Linked DNA regions of Homo sapiens: region 1 is linked to region 2. The links are chromatin loops, found by intact Hi-C in ENCODE. Cell type or tissue: body of pancreas. All regions are shown on one strand. Links, peaks and the distances in the headings refer to the core of each region. The heading gives the core; the rest is flanking DNA. Region 1 holds the start of GDPD3 (glycerophosphodiester phosphodiesterase domain containing 3). Region 2 has its middle 19 kb from the start of CORO1A.

Region 1 (5,368 bases), core at 302-5,301, 52 kb after region 2:
AGAGCAAGACTCCATCTCAAAAAAAAAAAAAAAAATGCCCAAGGCTGCCCAGACTGGTGGCCCACCGAGTCCTCCAGCCCCAAATGTCTCTGCCTGTCAACACCTTGCATCCTCCAGCCCCACAAGCCATTCTAATCTCCTTCTAGGAACAGAACTGGCAAAGAGGCAAGAGGTCACTGAGGGCCTCTGTCACCCAGGTGAGGACCTGAGCCAAGCTTCAGCTCTGGGTGTGGCAGAAGCAGGTGGGGCCATGATTGCTTTGGGAGGGGCCCAGCAGCGCCCAGCCTGACCCAGATTGCCAGGCCTCCTCACACCTGCTGCCAGATCAGCAGTTCACATAGCTGTGGGGACCCCACTGGCCTGCCCCCACCCACGCTGCCTCCTTGCCTCCTCCGGTCTCTTCCTGTCTTCAGCCAGGTGTGGCCTGATAGAAAGAAGGCATGCGCACCTGGGCTCAAACTCCAGCTGTGCCACTTAGTAAGTGCTGTGTGATATTGGGCAAGGCACCTCACCTCTCGGCGCCTCAGTTTCCGGAGTCAATCTATTTATCTTTTTTTTTGGTTTTGTTTTTTTGAGACAGTGTCTCGCTCTGTCACCCAGGCTGGAATGCAGTGGTGCAATCATAGCTCACTGCAGCCTCAAAACTCCTGGGTGCAAGGGATCCTCCCAGCTAGCTGGACGAGCCATTGCAACCGGCTAATTTTTTTTTTTTTTTTTTGTGGAGCTGGGGTCTTGCTATGTTGCCCAGGCCAGTCTCAAACTCCTGGGCTCAAGCGATCCACCACCTCAGCTTCTCAAAGTGCTGGGATTATAGGCGTGAGCCACTGTGCCCGGCCGAGACAGTTCTAATAATGAAAGCATAAAGCCCTAAGCATTGTTCTAAGAGGTTTACATGTATTAATTCCTTTAATCTTACAGCAGTACCTCAAGCTAGGTACTATTATTATCTCCATTTACAGATAAGGAAACTGAGACCCAGCCTATCCAGCTGTGAGGGTGAAATGAGAGATGTTGAGGTCAGGGCTCCAGTGGGTCTGCCCGGGGGGTGCTAACGACTCCTCTTCTGCCTGCTTCTCTCTTTAGGACCTGCCTCCTGCCTGCCCCTCTCCCGCCAGACTGTTAGAAAATGGACACTGTGCCCAGCCCGGACCTTGGCAGCCCAGGCCGGGGTGGAGCATGGGCCTGGCCACCTCTCTCCTTTGCTGAGGCCTCCAGCTTCAGGCAGGCCAAGGCCTTCTCCTCCCCACCCGCCCTCCCCACGGGGCCTCGGGACCTCAGGTGGCCCCAGTTCAATCTCCCGCTGCTGCTGCTGCGCCCTTACCTTCCCCAGCGTCCCAGTCTCTGGCAGTTCTGGAATGGAAGGGTTCTGGCTGCCCCAACCTGCTGAAGGGCAGAGGTGGAGGGTGGGGGGCGCTGAGTAGGGACTCAGGGCCATGCCTGCCCCCCTCATCTCATTCAAACCCCACCCTAGTTTCCCTGAAGGAACATTCCTTAGTCTCAAGGGCTAGCATCCCTGAGGAGCCAGGCCGGGCCGAATCCCCTCCCTGTCAAAGCTGTCACTTCGCGTGCCCTCGCTGCTTCTGTGTGTGGTGAGCAGAAGTGGAGCTGGGGGGCGTGGAGAGCCCGGCGCCCCTGCCACCTCCCTGACCCGTCTAATATATAAATATAGAGATGTGTCTATGGCTGACCCTGGCTCTGTCTGTGTTCGCGACGCCCCCGCCCTGCCCCGTGCGGCTCTGAGGACAGACTTGACTTGGGCTTTCAGGGGCCTGGTGCCCTTCACTCCCAGCTGCCCAGGGCTGGGGACGGGGCTCTGGAGAGCTCCAGACTCCTAGAAAGAAGGGGGTCAGTTTTCCCCTTAGTCACTGTCCTGTCCTCTCGCTAATGGCTTCCTGTCTAACTGGCTGGGGGTGATTCGGGGTGACTCAGGAGCACCCTACACACCCCTGGATCCTCTGAAATGGCAAGGGGTAGGCATGTTGGATGCGCTGGCTACAAGTACCAGTGAGAGGGAGAGGTCCTGACAGTCCTGGGTGGTTTTTACTCCCCTCATGTAGCCCAGGACGGGGCTGCTGGGGGCTGGGAAGGGCCTGGGGATATGAGAGCCAGGGCTACTTGCCTCACCTCCTGACACTACCCCAGCTTCAGCCGAACCCTGCAGCCTGGCTCCAAGCCAGCCCAGCGGCAGGCTCAGCAGGTCCCAGGGGCGTGGCAGTGGCCAGTAGTAGAGCCGGCCCACACTGGCTAGGCAGGCAGCACAGTCCCGCGGACGGCTGAGCGTGTGGCTGCAGGAGCTTCTGTGGGAGTACGGTCATGAGCCTTTTGCTGTACTATGCCCTCCCTGCCCTGGGCAGCTATGCCATGCTCTCCATCTTCTTCCTGCGCCGGCCTCATCTGCTGCACACGCCCAGGGCTCCCACCTTCCGCATCCGCCTGGGGGCCCACCGAGGAGGTGAGCCGGGTAGGGGTGAGAACAGGTGCCAAAGTGGACAGCACAGAGGGGTAGGTCCAAGGGGGCATGCTAGAAACGGGGCAGGGACCAAGAGAGAAGGAGAGCGAAGTGGCAGGGCAGGGTGTGGACGAGGAAGAAGATGCTGGCGCAGCCTGGGCTGGCTGGGGAGGTGAGGCCAGAGGGAGGATGGAGCCCAGAGAGGGAATGTGGGTGATGAGGTTGGGCCAGGCCCCTAGACCCCAAGCCCCAGAGGCCCACTCCAGTGCCCCCCACAGGATCTGGAGAGCTGCTGGAGAACACCATGGAGGCCATGGAGAAGTGAGTGTATCTGCCCCTGCCCAGGCTGCCATGTGAGGGTGTGCAGGTCGTGGACTGCATCACAGCAAGGGACGCCATTCACTTCCTAGCTGGGTGACTGGCGCCCCCTGGAGGTGGCCTGCACATCCCGCCACGAACTCCGCTCTCACATTCCCGGCCACCTCCCAGCCACCATGCCCCTCATCCCAGTCCCCTGCCCCTGCCCCCCGCTGACCTTCACCCCCACAGCTCCATGGCCCAGCGCTCGGACCTCCTGGAGCTCGACTGTCAGCTGACACGGGACAGAGTGGTGGTGGTGTCACATGATGAGAACCTGTGCCGCCAGTCGGGCCTAAACAGGGATGTGGGCAGCCTGGACTTCGAGGTGGGCCCTGCCCTGACACCCCAACCCCCACCCTGAGAGTCACCATGCCCAATGCGGGCCTCTAGTGACATCCTTCCTGTCCTCCCCAGGACCTGCCCCTCTACAAGGAGAAGCTGGAGGTTTACTTCTCTCCAGGTGAGAGCAAGGGCTTCGAGCCCTGCCTGGGCCATGCCTGCCTTCCTTGGACCTCCGCCTTGGCTTCCCTCTGACCCCTTTTCCCACACCACCCCCAGGCCACTTTGCTCACGGGTCAGACCGGCGCATGGTTCGTCTGGAGGACCTGTTCCAGAGGTTTCCAAGGACACCCATGAGCGTAGAGATCAAAGGGAAGAACGAAGAGCTCATCCGTGAGGTGGTGCTGCAGGCAGGGCTAGGGCGGCCACCGGGGGCGTGAGAGAGGCCTGGCTCTCCCTTCACCTCCTTCTCCTCCTCCCAGATAGCAGGCTTGGTGAGACGCTATGACCGTAATGAAATCACCATCTGGGCCTCGGAGAAGAGCTCGGTCATGAAGAAATGCAAGGCTGCCGTGAGTCCCCCCACCCCTCCCCCGTCCTCTTCCTCCTCCAGGGGCCCCTCCTCCCCAGAGCTGGAGCCCACCCAGCATGGGGACCCGAGCTAGAGGGGTCTGGGAGAGTTCCCAGTGGCGTGGCGGTGGCAATGAAAAGGGTGTGAACTCAGGCCTCGAACACAGAGCCAAGATGTGACTTTTGTTTTTTTTCTTTTTTGAAACACAGTCTCTCTCTGTCGCCCAGGCTGGAGTGCGGTGGTGCGACCTCGGCTCACTGCAACCTCTGCCTCCTGGGTTCAAGCGATTCTCATGCTTCAGCCTCCCGAGTAGCTGGGATTACAGGTGCACGCCACCACGCCCAGCTAATTTTTGTATTTTTAGTAGAGATGGGGTTTTACCATGTTAGCCAGGCTGGTCTTGAACTCCTGATCTCAGGTGATCCACCTGCCTCAGCCTCCCAAACTGCTGAGGTTACAGGCGTGAGCCACCACACCCAGCCCCAAGATGTGACTTGGATCCTGCAGGTAGTAGGGCCTCTGGAATGCCCACCACGGCTCCCCTGCAGCTCATGCCTCCTCTCTGCTTCCCCAGAGCAGACAGATTCTCATGCCTCTCCTTGCCTCCCCAGAACCCCGAGATGCCCCTGTCCTTCACAATAAGCCGAGGATTCTGGGTGCTGCTTTCCTACTACCTGGGGCTGCTGCCCTTCATCCCAATCCCTGAGAAGTTCTTCTTCTGCTTCCTGCCCAACATCATCAACAGGTACCAGTGGGGGGCGGACCTCAGAAAAACTCCCCACTGCTTAGGGTCTCCGTGGAGAAGGAGCCCAGATCTTCCCAGCTCCCCAGCTCCCCTCAGAGATAACCCCCAAGGTCTTTTAAGGACAGTGGTTCTTACCCAGCATTCATGAATACTAAGGGAACTGTGAACACCCTGAAATTCTGTGCATATGTGGAGTTTTAGGATAGAGAGGTAATTTATCCATCTCAGGCCATCTAGCATATTTTATTGAATGTCTACTCTGTCCCAGGTGCAGTTATAATGTGTAAATGAGACCAGTGAGGGTGGGGAGAGGTCCTTGGTGAGCTTACAGTCTGGCTGGGGAGACATTCGTTCATTAATTATAGCACGGCTGTCTCAGACCCTCAGCAGGAAAAGGCCAAGTCAGTGTTCTGCAGGAAGGCAGGGGTTAACAAAGTAACAGCTGGGGAAAGGATCAGGAATTTGGATACTTCGCTGGCACTTAAGCCTAGTCCCTCCCTTTGCTTTACAATTTTTTTTTTTTTTTTGAGACAGTCTTGCTCGGGCTGGAATGCAGTGGCCAGATCATGACTCACTGCGCCTCGACCTCCTGGGCTCAGGAGATCCTCCTGCCTCAGCCTCCTAAGTAGCTGGGAGTATAGGCGTGCAACACTGCACCTGGCTAATTGTTAAATTATTTGTAGAGACAAGGTCTCACTATGTTGACCAGGCTGCTCTTGAACTCCTCAGCTCAAGCGAGCCTCCCACCTTGGTCTCCCAAAGTGCTGGGATTACATACCTGAGCCCCTGGGCCCGGTCTCCCTTTGCTTTCTGACAGCTTCTCTGTGGTAGTCCCAGAGCTCTCTGCTCCCCTCTGTTGTCCAGAAGGAAGTCCCACTCAGCCCCCACAATACCTTGCTACAAAGAGATCAATGATATTTGTGTACCACCTTTTTATACCGGATTTTTTTTGTGTTTTTTGAGG
Region 2 (5,368 bases), core at 265-5,264:
ATTGAATAGGAGTCTGCCAAGCAAAGAAGAGAGGCAGGAGGGAGAAGAGCCATTCAGATGAAGGCAGGAAAAGATCATGACGTTTTAGGGAATGGAGAGCTGTCCCCCAAGGCTGGGGCCTCAGATGCTTGGGGTGAGAGGAAAGGTCAGAATGCTGGGAAGGTCCATAGGGGCAGAGCATGGGGGACCTCAAACAGAGCCTTCTCAAGGAGTTTTCTCCAGTGAGTAGCACGGAGCCCCCACAAGTCTCCAGGTAAAGAAGTAACAGTTTCATTGGCAAGAGGTTGCTCTGGTAGCCTGGCACCTCCTCATGTGGCCCTGATCTTCCATCTACCTGCAGGGTCAGCACTGACTCACATTCTGAAAGCACTCCTGCCCGGGCACAGTGGCTCATGCCTGAAATCCCAGCACTTCTGGAGGCCAAGGCAGGAGGATCATTTGAGGCCAGGAGATTGAGACAAGCCTGAACAACATAGTGAGACTCCATTTCTACAAAATATAAAATATGGGCTGGACACGGTGGCTAATGCCTGTAATCCCAGCACTTTGGGAGGCCAAGGCGGGCGGATCACCCGAGGTCAGGAGTTCGATATCAGCCTGACCAACATGGTGAAACTCTGTCTCTACTAAATACAAAAAATTAGCCAGGCGTGGTGGCGCATGCCTGTAATCCCAGCTACTTGGGAGGCTGAGGCAGGAGAATTGCTTGAACCCGGGAGGCGGAGGTTGCAATGAGCTGAGATTGTACCATTGCACTCCAGCCTGGGCAGCAAGAGCGAAACTCTGTCTCAAATAAATAAATAAATAAATAAAATAAAATATTAGCCACGTGTGATGGCATGTGCCTGTAGTCCTAACTACTCGGGAGGCTGAAGCAGGAGGATCCCTTGAGCCCAGGAGTTGGAGGCTTCAGTGAACTATGATTGCGCCACTGCATTCCAGCCTGGATGACAGAAGGAGACCCTGTCTCTAAAAAAATGTTTTTAAAGTAATGGTTCTCATTGGGCCCAAGGCCGATCCCTCTTGGGACACATTCCTCCCATTTCTTCAGTGATCTCACCTCATCGTTTCACCCTTTTCTCCTCTACTGGCAGGCCTCTCTCTGCAGACCCTCTCTTTTCAGGATATAAAACACACCCAGGTTCCTGTGTGCAGGGGGAACCTCTCTCAACTTGGCAACCTCAAACCACTTCCCTATTTCACTCCTATTGTTCACATGTGAGTTTCTTGAGAGAGTGGTGGACACTCACTGTCTCCACTTCCTCATTTCCTACTTTTCCACCTACTTGAGTCTGTCTTCTGCCCTCGCCATTCCACATATATTTGCCCTCACCAGCCAGGCCCGGTGGCTCACGCCTGTTATCCCAACACTTTGGGAGGCTGAGGCAGGCAGATCACCTGAGGTCAGGAGTTCAAGACCACCCTGGCCAACATGGTGAAACCCCATCTCTACTAAAAACACAAAAATTAGCTGGGTGTGGTGGCGCACACCTGTAATCCCAGCTACTGGGGAGGCTGAGGCAGGAGAATCGCTTGAACCCGGGAGACAGAGGTTGCAGTGAGCCGAGATTGAGCCATTGCACTCCAGCCTGGGTGACAGAGCGAAACTCCATTAAAAAAAAAAAAAAAAAAGATTTGCCCTCAGCAGGGCCACCAGTAACTTCCTGGTCATCAAATCAGGCAAACACGTTTTGGTGTCCATCCAATGCTACTGACTATGCCTCCTCCTTGAACATGTTCCTTTCGAATATGCGACGACGCACCCTCCCCTTGTTCTCATCTTTCTCTATGGCTTTCTCTGTCAATCCCCTGTGGGGTGTCTCTTCCTCTGCTTTACTCATTACACCCAGAGTCCTCCCAGGACTCCACCTCTTAGTTACTTATTTAGATTCAGGGTCTTGTTCTGTCACCCAGGCTGGAGTGCAGGGGTGCAATTACAGCTCACTGCAGCCTCAAAGTCCTGGGCTCAGGCGATCCTCCTGCCTCAGCCTCCCAAAGTGCTGGGACTAAAGGCGTGCAACACCATGCCTGGCTAATACTTCTGGTTTTTGGAGAGGCGGGGGGGGTCCCATAATGTTGCCCAGGCTGGTCTTAAACTCCTGGCCCTAAGCAACCCACCCATCTCAGCCTCCCAAAGTGCTGGGATTACAGACGTGAGTCCCGCACCTCCATCTCTTCTTATTGCACTCAAACTCCCCACACTATCTTATCCACATAGGCAGCTTCAATTGCAAACTCTGATGACTCTCAGCCTGTCTCTGAGGTACAAACCTGTCTCTGTGTTTCCTGGTTCTGACCTGCATGTCCCATTAGAACCCCAGGGAGGGCCTCCTGGAGTGAGGAGTCTTGACCTTGAATCTCCCCTTTTCTCTTCATCACTACCGACACTACCTGAGTTGAGTTGCTTCTACCATTGCAGGAACCCCCTAAGTAATCTGCAGGCCATCTCACCTTCTTCTGATCCATCTTTTATTTATTTATTTACTTACTTACTTACTTACTTACTCACTTACTTATTTGAAACAGAGTCTTGTTCCATCACTCAGGCTGGAGTGCAGTGGCACAATCTCAGCTCACTGCAACCTCCACCTCTTGGGTTCAAGCGATTCTCGTGCCTCAGCCTCCTGAGTAGCTGGGGTTACAGGCACACGCCACCACAGCTGGCTAATTTTTGTATTTTTAGTAGAGATGGGGTTTCACCATGTTGGCCAGGCTGGTCTGAAACTCCTGACCTCAGGCGATCCGCCCACCTCAGCCTCCCAAAGTGCTGAGATTACAGGCATGAGCCACCACACCCAGCTCCCATGACTGCTTAACTGATAGAATGTGGTAGAAGTTATTCTGTGACAATTACAGGCCTATCCTTTCAGTAGACTAAAAGGTTTTGCTTCCTTTCTCAGGATGCTTCTGCTCAAAATCCCAGAATAATGAGAAATAACAAAATGGTTGTCAATTTGGCCAGGTGCAGTGGCTCACACCTATAATCATAGCACTTTGGGAGGCCAAGGCGGGTGGATCAGTTGAGCTCAGAAGTTCAAGAACTGCCTGGGCAATATGGTGCAACCTTGTGTCTACAAAAAATATACAAAATTAGCTGGGCATGCACCTGTTGTCCCAGCTACTCAGGAGGCTGAGGTGGGAGGATTGCTTGAACCAGGGAGGCAGAGGTTGCAGTGAGCCAACATCACACTGCTGTACTCCAACCTGGGCAACAAAGTGCAACCCTGTTTCAAAACAAACAAACAAACAAAATAATAATAAATAATGGCTCCAGTGTGGTGGCTCACACCTGTAATCCCAGCACTTTGAGGGGCCAAGGCAGGAGGATTTCTTGAGCCCAGGAGTTCAAGACTAGCCTGGGCAACACAGAGAGATCCTAACTCAACGAATAATATAAAAAGTTAGCGGGCTGGGTGCAGTGGCTCACACCTCTAATCCCAGCATTTTGGGAGGCCAAGGCAGGAGGATCACTTAGGGCCAGGAGTTCAAGACCAGCCTGGGCAACAAAGTAAGACCCTTGTCTCTAAAAATATTTAAAAATTAGCCAGACTATAGGTGGCGTGTGCCTATAGTTCCAGCTGCTTGGGAGGCTGAGGTGGGAGGATCGCTTGAGCCCAAGAGGTCAAGTCTGCAGTGAGCTATGATCACACCACTGCACTCCAGCCTGGGTAATAGAGTGAGACCCTGTCTATACACAAATAAACAAACAAACAAACAAACCACTCTTTTTGGCAACAGATGGGGTTTCACCATATTGGCCAGGCTGGTCTCAAACCCCTGAGCTCAGGTGATCCATCCACCTTTGCCTCCCAAAGTGCCGGGATTAAAGGTGTGAGCCACCACACCCAGCCAACTTCTTTTGATGTGGAAATTTACAAAGGATTGGCAGCCGTCTTTCATTCACTAGAGAGGACTGTGCAGGTAACATGAGCATCTGAGGCAGGGCGGGTGAACCAGAACAGGGAGTGGAGGGGCTGTGGTGGTGCCAGCCACTTGTCACCATGAAGAAATGCTGGCCCTGTGTAGCCAAACTTGGCTTTTCAAGATAAAGTAGAAATATGGATTTTTATGTGAAAGCTCTAGATCTTTCAATGTTGGCAACTAATTCAAAAATTTCTAAAAATGTTGTGCGAGCAAAACTAAATATGTCTTTGGTTTGGATGTGGTTTTTCTGGCCAGATTTTTTTTTTTTTTTTTAAAGAAATAGAGACAGGGATTTGCTATGTTGCCCAGGCTGGTCTGAAACTCCTGGCCTCAAGTGATGCTCCCACCGCAGCCTACCAAACTGCTAAGATTATAGGCATGAGCCACCAGGCCCTGCCCTGGCCAGCAATTTTTCTTTTTTGACTCTGTTCTTTGCCCTTGACATGGGCCTGAAATCTCTTTTTTAAAATTAATTTATTTATTTATTTTTGAGACAGAGTCTTGCTCTGTCACCCAGGCTGGAGTGCAGTGGCACCATCTCGGCTCACTGCAACCTCCACCTCCCTGGTTCAAGTGATTCTCCTGCCTCAGCCACCCAAGTACCTGGGACTACAGATATGCACCATCACACCTGACTAATTTTTTAATTTTTTGGTAGAGATAGAATTTCATCACGTTGGTCAGGCTGGTCTCAACCTCCTGACCTCAAATGATCCACCCACCTTGGCCTCCCTAAGTGCTGGGATTACAGATGTGAGTCACTGCGCCTGGCCTGAATTTATTTTTAATTTATATATTTTTTAGAGACAGGGTCTTGCCATGTTGCCCAGGCTTGTCTCGAACTCCTGAACTCAAGCTATCTGCCTCAGCCTCCCAAAGAGCTGGGATTACAGGTGTGAGCCACCGTGCCCAGCCTGGGCCTGAAATCTCTTACTCTTTGTTTCCTACCAAACTTTCATGTATCCTACTTATCCCTTGAAACCTGGCGAGGTGTGGTGGCTCGGCGAGCCGAGATCGCACCACTGTACTCCAGCCTGGGTGACAGAGTGAGACTCCATCTCAAAAATATAAAAATTAAAATAAATAAATAAAACTCAAGTCAAGATTTCCTTCTCTGGGAACTGCCTCTCCCCTGACCCACAGTCACTGCCCAAATGCTTTCCTTTCTGTTTTGTGTTAGTGGCCCTTGCTGTATACCTCAATCATTGTAACTGGTACATTGGATAGTCATTGTTTATATGTCCCCCTCTTCCACAGACTGAGTTGTTGTCTGTTTCTTTGAGACAGGATCTTGCTCTGTCGCCTTGGCTGGGGTGCAGTGGTGTGATTATGGTTCATTGCAGCCTTGACATCCCAGGCTCAAGCAATCCTCCTCCTGCCACAGTCTCCCCAGGAGGTGGGCCCACAGGCACGAGCCACTGGACCTAGCTAATTTTTCATTTTT

What was found. Hi-C counts contacts between places; a loop is a spot of excess contacts. Peaks named below come from ENCODE experiments on the same cell type or tissue, not always from the same donor. Only the 100,000 strongest peaks of a DNase experiment are listed, where the experiment ranks them.
Region 1: it touches region 2 in a loop (2.9-fold over the local background); 6 of 110 quality-filtered maps call a loop at or near these places.

What each region holds. Positions count from the first base shown.
Region 1 is chr16:30,110,424-30,115,791 of GRCh38, reverse strand. GDPD3 (glycerophosphodiester phosphodiesterase domain containing 3) reads left to right here and starts at 2,255. Exons shown (of 10, transcript NM_024307.3): 1 at 2,255-2,452; 2 at 2,728-2,770; 3 at 2,999-3,134; 4 at 3,224-3,269; 5 at 3,368-3,486; 6 at 3,571-3,660; 7 at 4,271-4,404. The coding sequence starts at 2,314. It overlaps MAPK3 (mitogen-activated protein kinase 3), which reads left to right. Exons shown (of 9, transcript NM_002746.3): 9 at 1,084-1,687. RefSeq lists a silencer at 1,990-2,284. In body of pancreas, for the core only: no CTCF peak of the experiment used is centred there; a DNase peak (open chromatin) is centred at 2,881.
Region 2 is chr16:30,162,242-30,167,609 of GRCh38, reverse strand. No RefSeq gene overlaps it. Among named protein-coding and RNA genes, the nearest start is that of CORO1A, 19 kb to the left of the region's middle. RefSeq lists an enhancer at 1,265-1,524. In body of pancreas, for the core only: no CTCF peak of the experiment used is centred there; no DNase peak of the experiment used is centred there.